Regions from separate parts of the Homo sapiens genome. Here region 2 is linked to region 1. A link is an interaction called in ENCODE POLR2A ChIA-PET data of the cell type or tissue named here. Cell type or tissue: B cell. All regions are shown on one strand. Each heading gives the region's core, and the rest is flanking DNA. Links, peaks and the distances in the headings are about the cores only.

What was found. Peaks named below come from ENCODE experiments on the same cell type or tissue, not always from the same donor. Only the 100,000 strongest peaks of a DNase experiment are listed, where the experiment ranks them.
Region 2: POLR2A ChIA-PET joins it to region 1 with 5 read pairs; 1 of 35 experiments calls an interaction of 5 or more read pairs at or near these places.

What each region holds. Positions count from the first base shown.
Region 1 is chr17:82,196,344-82,200,718 of GRCh38, forward strand. It overlaps CCDC57 (coiled-coil domain containing 57), which reads right to left. Exons shown (of 19, transcript NM_001394669.1): 3 at 1,971-2,079. Among named protein-coding and RNA genes, the nearest start is that of CCDC57, 14 kb to the right of the region's middle. In B cell, for the core only: no CTCF peak of the experiment used is centred there; a DNase peak (open chromatin) is centred at 1,956.
Region 2 is chr17:81,283,178-81,287,552 of GRCh38, forward strand. SLC38A10 (solute carrier family 38 member 10) reads right to left here. Exons shown (of 16, transcript NM_001037984.3): 3 at 1,673-1,718; 4 at 232-325. Among named protein-coding and RNA genes, the nearest start is that of SLC38A10, 9.9 kb to the right of the region's middle. RefSeq lists an enhancer at 2,316-2,645 and a silencer at 2,472-2,766. In B cell, for the core only: no CTCF peak of the experiment used is centred there; a DNase peak (open chromatin) is centred at 2,364; H3K4me3 peaks cover 1,302 bases; H3K27ac peaks cover 2,112 bases.

The DNA.
Region 1 (4,375 bases), core at 267-4,266:
ATAATCGACAAAGCTCTTTGGTTTCTGAGAATTCCAAGAGAAAGTCCTCTGCAGGCCATTTCAGAAGCAGCCTCAGGGACCTGTGAACAACGGGAGTGAGCTCAGCACTTCCGGGGACAACTGGACAGTCCACAGGAGGGCCCATCATGACGTGAGCGTGGCCTCCTTCTCTGCTGACCTGACTGTGGCAAATTAGTGACACACTGGCCTATCCTACTATGACCAAGCTCCCAACATCCGACAGGACCAGAGAGGGGACCCTGTCACACCTGCACAAAGCCCTTCATCACTGCTGCACCTGCACAGACGCAGCCCCTTATGACACCCCCATAGACACAGCTTCTAGTAACACTTACACCTACCTGCATAGACAGAGCCATTTATTACACCTGCACCTGCAGAGACGCAGCCCCTCATCACACCTGCACCTTCACAGAAGAAGCCCCTCAGGACACCTGCAGAGACGCAGCCCCTCATGACTCCTGCACCTGCAGAGACGCAGCCCCTCGTGACTCCTGCAGAGACGCAGCCCCTCATGACTCCTGCACCTGCAGAGACGCAGCCCCTCGTGACTCCTGCACCTGCAGAGACGCAGCCCCTCGTGACTCCTGCACCTGCAGAGACGCAGCCCCTCGTGACTCCTGCAGAGACTCAGCCCCTCGTGACTCCTGCAGACGCAGCCCCTCATGACTCCTGCAGAGATGCAGCCCCTCGTGACTCCTGCAGAGACGCAGCCCCTCGTGACTCCTGCACCTGCAGACACACAGCCCCTCATGACTCCTGCACCTGCAGAGACACAGCCCCTCGTGACTCCTGCAGACGCAGCCCCTCGTGACTCCTGCAGAGACGCAGCCCCTCATGACACCTGCAGAGACGCAGCCCCTCGTGACACCTGCACCTGCAGAGACGCAGCCCCTCATGACACCTGCACCTGCACAGGCACAGCCCCTCATCACACGTAAACCTGCAGAGATGCAGCCCCTTGTCACATATGCACACAGTGGCAGCATCTCTGACTGTGGTCTCTAGATATAAATCTATAGGATGTCTTTCAACAAAACCCCAGCACAGCTGAGTCTCTTGGAGGTGTAGGCTGAGTTTCCAGAACATTGAGGAGAAATTCGGTGACTGCCACTTTTCAGTTGAAGCATCTGTTTTTAAACTTATCATAATTGAATTCCAAATTCTTTTCCATAGTAAATAATTCATGTTTTTAAAATTATACCTTTCTAAAAATAAATTTAAAAGTTTCATCATTTCTGAGGTGTGCTGGTTAATTCCATGTGTCAAATGACTGGGCTACGGGCTGCCCGGATAGCTGGTAAAAAATTATTTCTGGGAGTGTCTGCAAGGGTGTTTCCAGAAGAGACTAGCCCTCCTCCTGTGGATGGGCGTCATTCAATCCACTGAGGGCCTGAATAGAACGAAATGCAAGGAAGGGTGAACTCGCTCTCTCTGCTTGAGCTGAGACACTCGCCTTCTCCTGCCCTTGGACATTGGGCTCCTGCATCTTGGGCCTTCAGAGCTGGACCAGGACTCACATCAGTGGCTCCCTGGTGCTCAGGCCTTTGCCCCTGGGCTGAATTACACCACCAGCTTCCCAGGTTTTCCAGCTTGCAGATGACAAACTGTGGGACTTCATGGCCTCCGTAACTGCACGAGTGAATTCCTACAATTTATCTCCTATATATCTACACGTCTCCTATTGCCTGTTTCCCTGGAGAACCCTGACTAATCCATGAGGAAAGAAAACAAGGAAACACTGTGGAGGTGGCTGCATGTAGACATCCCATCCTGTTTCCCTGCAGACCATCCCAGAGTGGCATCTGCCCCAAAGACCCCATTTTACTCCCAAGGAGAATGCAGGCAATGAACCAAATGGTTGTCTTTTCCTCAGCCCTATATGATTTCAGTTTCACAGTGGGCAGGCAGGGAAAGCACCCAGGAAGGGGCCGACCCAGAGGCTCTACCTGTCTCTGCAGAGCAAGCTCACCGTCGAGCTCCTCAAGTTTTCTCTCCAGTGTCCATTTTAGATTTTCATACTGTTCCCGGTGGTGGTCAATCTCACCATTCTTGTCACTATGGTAATAAAACAGCATTAAGAAAAGCCATACCAAATATTCAGCAAAGGTAATACATTTTCAAGGTGCACTTGACATGTGAAAGTTGGTGCTTTGCTTTTATGAAGGGGTGGCTTCAGCAGGACCCACGGGGTAGCAGAACTTCCAGCCCCACCTGGACCAGCATGCTACACCCATCTATAAAAGAGGAAATTAAATAGGGCCCAGAGTCTCACAACATAAAACCCAAAATGTCCAGGATACAATTAAAAAAAAAACCTGACAACCAAAAACCGGAAAGATCTGACCAGGCCCAGTGGCTCACGCCTGTAATCCCAGCACTTTGGGAGGCCGAGGTGGGCGGATCACAAGGTCAGGAGATCGAGAGCATCCTGGCTAACACGGTGAAACCCCGTCTCTACAAAAAAATACAAAAAAAATTAGCCGGGCGTGGTGGCGGGCGCCTGTAGTCCCAGCTACTCGGGAGGCTGAGGCAGGAGAATGGCGTGAACCCGGGAGGTGGAGCTTGCAGTGAGCTGAGATCGTGCCACTGCACTCCAGCCTGGGCGACAGAGCGAGACTCCATCTCAAAAAAAAAAAAAAAAAGAAAAAGGAAAAAAAAGAAAGATCTGAGCTTGAAGGAGAAAAGATAATAGGTAGATGCCAACACCAAGATGACACAGACGCTGGAATTCTTCAACAAGGAAGCTACAGCAGTCATTATAAAAGCGCTTCAAGTAATCTAGTAAAGCAAATGGAAAAACAAATCTCAGCAAAGAAAAAGCTATAGCAGGCTGGGTGTGGTGGCTCACGCCTGTAATTCCAGCGCTTTGGGAGGCCAAGGCAGGTGGATCACCCGGGGTCAGGAGTCCAAGACCAGCCTGGCCAACATGGTGAAACCCCATCTCCACTAAAAATACAAAAATTAGCCGGGCATGGTGGCACACACCTGTAGTGACAGCTCCTCGGGAGGCTGAGGCAGGAGAACCCCTTGAACCCCGGAGGCAGAGGTTGCAGTGATCCGAGATCGCGCCACTGCACTCCAGCCTGGGCGACAGAGCAAGACTCTGTCTCAAAAAAAAAAAAAGAGTGTGAGACTGAAAAAGTACCTGAACATGGCTGAAAACATCCCAGGTTTGGAGAGAAGAATGAGCAAAAGACTTGAAGAGACACTTCACAACATAACGTAAAGCACTTTTAAAAGGATGCTGTAAACACTCTGGAAAGCAGCTATGAGAAAGTCAGCACCCGCACGGCGGGCAAGTGGGCCTCAGCTGTCCAAGCACTGCACGCACCTGCACGGACTCGGCGCCCAGACGAGGTGCAGGCTGAGCACCAGCCTTCATGCTGGGGACGGGAGCTTCCAGACACCCTCCCTCCACTCAGGGAGAAGCTGACCTCCAGCTCAACTCTCTCTTTCCCTGGACACTGGGCAGGTGGCACACGGGTGTCTACCACATTAGCAAGCAGCACTGCGTGGGTCAAATGACTGCTGACTGGCACTTTTTATCCACGCCGCGAGATGCGATAGAGAGAGGGACCATCAACACTGTGGGCTTCCCAGAAGACGGTGGCGCTCAGGGTACATCTGCTGCAGGGACTGCAGACGCGATCCCTGCGGGCTGCTACAGGAGATACTGGCTGCACAATACTGGTTGGGGCTTCTGAGCTAGAGGGGCACCACACCCACCAATGTGGGTCTCCTCTCCTTGCACCTGACCTGCCGCAGAAGGTCTCTCTGCTGGACCGGAGCACCTGGTGTGGTCCTGTTGGCCCGTTCACACCCATCTGAGACCCTTCTGAGCAAACCGGCCCAACACACACAACAGAGGGTAGCTGGTCAGTTAAAAGGGCGTGGCAGAACCCAGCGCACTGACACGAAGGACAGACACCACAAATCGATCAGGAAGTGCTGGACGCACATTTCGGAGCAGTGTGCGCAGGTGGCTCTATATGGGGCCTGGAGATGACACAACAGATTGCCCGTGGCGGCTTTCACTTCGCCATTCCACCACAGTATCTTCTCTGAGAAATGACTTTCTATGATAAGAATAGTTTACTCCTGCGGCTTTAAAAAGTGCTTTAAAAAGCTGCTTATGGCCAGGCGCGGTAGCTCACGTCTATAATCCCAGCACTTCAGGAAGCCAAGGCCAGTGGATCACCTGAGGTCAGGAGTTCAAGACCAGCCTGGGCAACATGGCAAAACCCCGTCTCTACTAAAAATACAAAAGAAAAAAAAATTAGCCGGGCGTGGTGGTGGGCACCTATAGTCCCAGCTACGTGGGAGGCTGAGGCAGGAGAATCACTTGAACCCG
Region 2 (4,375 bases), core at 115-4,114, 910 kb before region 1:
CCCCTCATCTACATGGTGTCAGACTCTGCCTGGCTTGCTTCCTCGCGTGTACCTCTCACAGACGTGACCCAGCAAAGCCCCCGCACTCCACCAAGCCCCTAGAATGACAGCAGGCTCGACAGAAGCTTCTCCCGACCAGCACCCAGGTCTCGGTCCTCGGGAGGATCCCACAGAGGGCCTCAGAGCAGCCGTCAGCATCTGAACAACCCAGAACCCTGAACACATCCTTACCTGAAACCCGAACAGCCGGGCAAAGAAGTTGGACCCCAAGTCGCCGATCACGACGTAGAAGGCGATGCAGGTGCCCAGCATCAGCCCGATCATGCTGCACAGGGACGGGGGGTACGGGAAATGCCATCAGGGCAAGCTGGCACACACCTGGGCTGCCGCCAGGGACTACCCCAAGGCTGGGCTGAATGACAGATGTGATTTCTTTTTTCTTTTTTTTTTTTTTGAAACAGAGTCTCACTCTGTCGCCCAGGCTGGAGTGCAATGGTGAGATCTCGGCTCACTGCAAGCTCCGCCTCCCAGGTTCACGCCATTCTCCTGCCTCAGCCTCCCGAGTAGCTGGGAGTAGCCGAGTAGCCACGCCCGGCTAATTGTTTGTATTTTTAGTAGAGACGGGGTTGCACCGTGTTAGCCAGGATGGTCTCGATCTCCTGACCTCTGTGATCCGCCTGCCTCAGCCTCCCAAAGTGCTGGGATTACAGGCGTGAGCCACTGTGCCTGGCCAACAGATGTGATTTCAAACGCGCCCCAGTTCACAGGGCGCGGGCAGGTTCTGTGGCGCTCGCTATGTCACTTGGCATGCACACCAAACGACACTCAGCTTTTCTCAGCCTGGTATTATACTCGCCCCTCTGCGGAGGCTCTAAAAGTTACAAAAATCTCCATGATGGGCCTGGCACAGTGGCTCACGCCTGTAATCTCAGCACTTTGGGAGGCCGAGGCAGGCGGATCACCTGAGATCCGGAGTTCAAAACCAGCCTGGCCAACACGGCAAAACCCTGTCTCTACTAAAAATACAAAAATTAGCTGGGCCTGGTGGCACGCGCCTGTAATCTCAGCTACTTCGGAGGCTGAGGCAGGAGAATCGCTTAAACCTGGGAGGTTGCAGTGAGCCGAGATCACAGCATTGCACTCCAGCCTGGGTGACAGAGCAAAACTCCATCTCAAAAAATAAAAAAATTGAAAAAGCCCCACGATGTTAGTCAAGTTAAGAGAACAATCAACTGCTTTCAAAAAAGGCTGTTCGTTTGAGTTTACAATTCCCTAATTTAGAAGCCTAGAAGTGCAATCTCCCAGCGATTTTTTCATCTCATAAATTTTTTCATCTCATGAAATTTTATGCCAAAGGAAGAAAAATATGACATTTGCAATGTAATGCCACCTTTATGCAGCGGTGTTTGAGGGGTAGGTGAGGTGCTGAGGAATGGTGTTGAGAGACTACAACTGAGGGAGGACTGTTTACCAGGTTCTTGGAGTTTTCCATACATAAATTTTTCTTACAACACTGAAGGGTACAAGTAATTGGACTTTCATGTATTTAGCGACTCTTCAGAAACCTAAGTTACAGGTGAATCTGGGGATGAAACTGCCGCTCCCACCGGGAGGGTCCCCAGTGTCTGGGTGCGGGGGTGGGGGGCAAGCGCAGCGGCAGGGCGGGGCTTACCTGGTCTCCACCAGCATCTTGCCTGCCTTCCCGTAGGCGTGGAATGCTAGTGCAAAAGAAAAAGGAACACTCAATCCAACAGCGTGAGAAGCTCGTCCAGAACAAAGGTACTGAGCCAAGCTGTCAAGGGCGATTTCACAGAAACCCACGGGCCCAGATTCTCCGGGGCATGAGGGGTATTTCAAATTCTGGCTGCCAGGTTATTTTTGGATCTACTGTCTGCAAATGAAACTACAAGAAACAAAGACAGAGCAAGGGAAGGACAGGAGGCAGGTTCTTCTTTCACTCAATCAGATTTTTTAACAGACAAAGAGACAAGTCCCTGCGATGCAGTCCTCCCACCCGGTGACCACTGGGGGCCGGCTGGAAACAGCATCCCACAGCCCAGCACGGCCGAACCCCGTGCTGCTGGCCAGAGCTTGCAGGTCCCCAGAGGGTTCAGTGCCGGTCCCAGGTACCCGAGCGCCACAGCCTGCACCAGAGGGACTCTGACGGAGGGCTTTCATTTTCACCCTTTGGTTGGGATTTATAGAAACAAATGGAGACTCCTTTCGAGCATGGTGCTTCAGGAAGGGAGGGGACGAGAGCCCTGGGCTTGTGGTGTCCACGTGGACAGCTAATGAGGAGCCTTGCCGATGAGGAGCATGCGTTCCCGACGGGGCGGCCGAATGCGGAAGGAGCCGCCATTCTCTCCGCCCTGACCGCGGGATTCTCTGCAGCAGATGAGAAACGGCGCTGACTCAGCAGGGTCCCTCCCAGGCCCCGAGCGGTCATCTGGTGACCCCCGCGCTTCCCCCACGGCCCAGCCGGAGAAGGGCAAAGGGAAGTCCCGGCTCCAAGGCGCACCCAGAGATGCGGTGCATGTGGCAGGATGGCCCAGCCCCGTCGGCAGCCCCAGCTTCCTGCCCCTGGTTTCCTTCCTCCCACGGGCTACAGGCCTCTGATGAGCTTTGGAAAGCAGGAAACACACAGGCTAGTAACTATGAATGGGTCCAAAAAACACTCCTTATTACTTTAAACTACTTAGGAAGAAGCACAGCGTTGCCAAACGCCAGAGCCCGGGAGCAGCAAAGACCCCACCTCCAGGGCTCACCCTGGCCTTTCCTGGACCTGCCTATGGGCTCGCTGAAGAAGCCTGGCACCCCTTGAGTTCATCCCACAACACGGAAACCCGAGCCAGGCCCCAGAAGCTGACCTGAGGCTGTGGAGAGTTTCAAACACTAAGAACTCCAGGAGCCCCCTCAGCAGCCCACAGCCCAGGGCCCTGCTGTCACCAAGGAACGCCCTCCACACCCCTCAGTGACGGCACAGCCCGGAAGCAACAAAACACGGCGCTCCAAACATGAAGTTGCTCCTGGCCATAATGTGCCTTTTCATTCTCCAAAAGGAAGCTGAGTCTCTACAGCATATTCCAAACACGAGCGCACCTTGCCCAAGAAGGTTCCGGAATATGCCTGCCACTGGCAAGGGAAAATGGGAGGCTGTCTAGGAAATCAGGGCAGCACTCTCTTCTGGTTCCCAGGACAACGTCCTGAGAGCCCACCACGCTGAGACACGGCCCCACGCGCCTTCTTTTCCCCACCTGGGCCAAACCCTCACCCGCCATTCCCAGTGTCAATCCCTCGGCAACTTCTCCTCCCCAGGTTCAAACACCAGCCCCAGTTGGACTGACCCCACTCCTTCACATCCTGCGTGGACTGGCACAGAGAAAGGGAGGAAGAGGCTGAAGCGCCCAGCAAGGTCCCGGGGACCCAGCCCTCCCCCGAGTGTGGACTCCCAGTGCGGGCCCAGCCCCTGCCAGGCTGGAGGTATCTGTGAGCGGCGAGCTCTGAGGGCGCGGCCTCCATGCAGGGTGTACCCTACCCCAGGTGCAGTCAGATCTCCCCCAGAGCCAGCACAGGAGCCACAGAAGCCTGGACCACCCAACGAAAGGACGCGGGCAGCACTCCTGACACCGCTGCTCACAACCGAGAACTCAGAGGCCGCGTGGGGGCCAAACAGTCCCTGCTGCTGGGGGAGGCGGTTTCTAGCCCAGACCACGCATGCCAGGGTTCAGGCACAACTCTCAACAGGGCAGGGTCTGGGGCTCAGAACAGCTTCATGAGAAGCCGCGACAGCTGAAGGAGGCTGAATGACTGATGTATCTGTGTGTCTTCTGAAGAGGGGATTTAGAAAAGTCCATGTCCAAGCAAGACACGCAGGGCAAGGAAGCAGCAAGTGAGAAGGTGACGAAAACGACAAAAACCACCTGCAACCAGCAACAGCAAATAGGACAGGGAAATATACAAACACCAACAAAAAACGACACCTCTCCAGGCTGGCACATGGCACTGGAGGACAGCGGGGAGGGTAAAGCGATCAGCGGCCACCTCCCCAGGCTAACCAACCCGAGGAACCATTACACCGCAAACCTATGCCTGGGTGGGGGCAGATGCCATTCGGAGGAAACCACCCAGCCGTCCCAGGGAAAGTCAGTCTGTGTGCGAGGACGGGACCCAGCCCGGCGCCTCCTGAAGACTGCAGTGTGGAGCTGCTGTCCACTCTGCACAAGGGCCTCGCCTCAGCTCCAGGAGAGTCTCATCTTACCCTCCCCAGGGACGCCTCTCCCAGCGCGGGTCTCCCCACTTCTAAGACGAGCCAGGGCACACTGCAGCTGACGCGGAGCAGCTGGGCCCAGGGGCCTCTGTCCGGAGCTCACGCAGT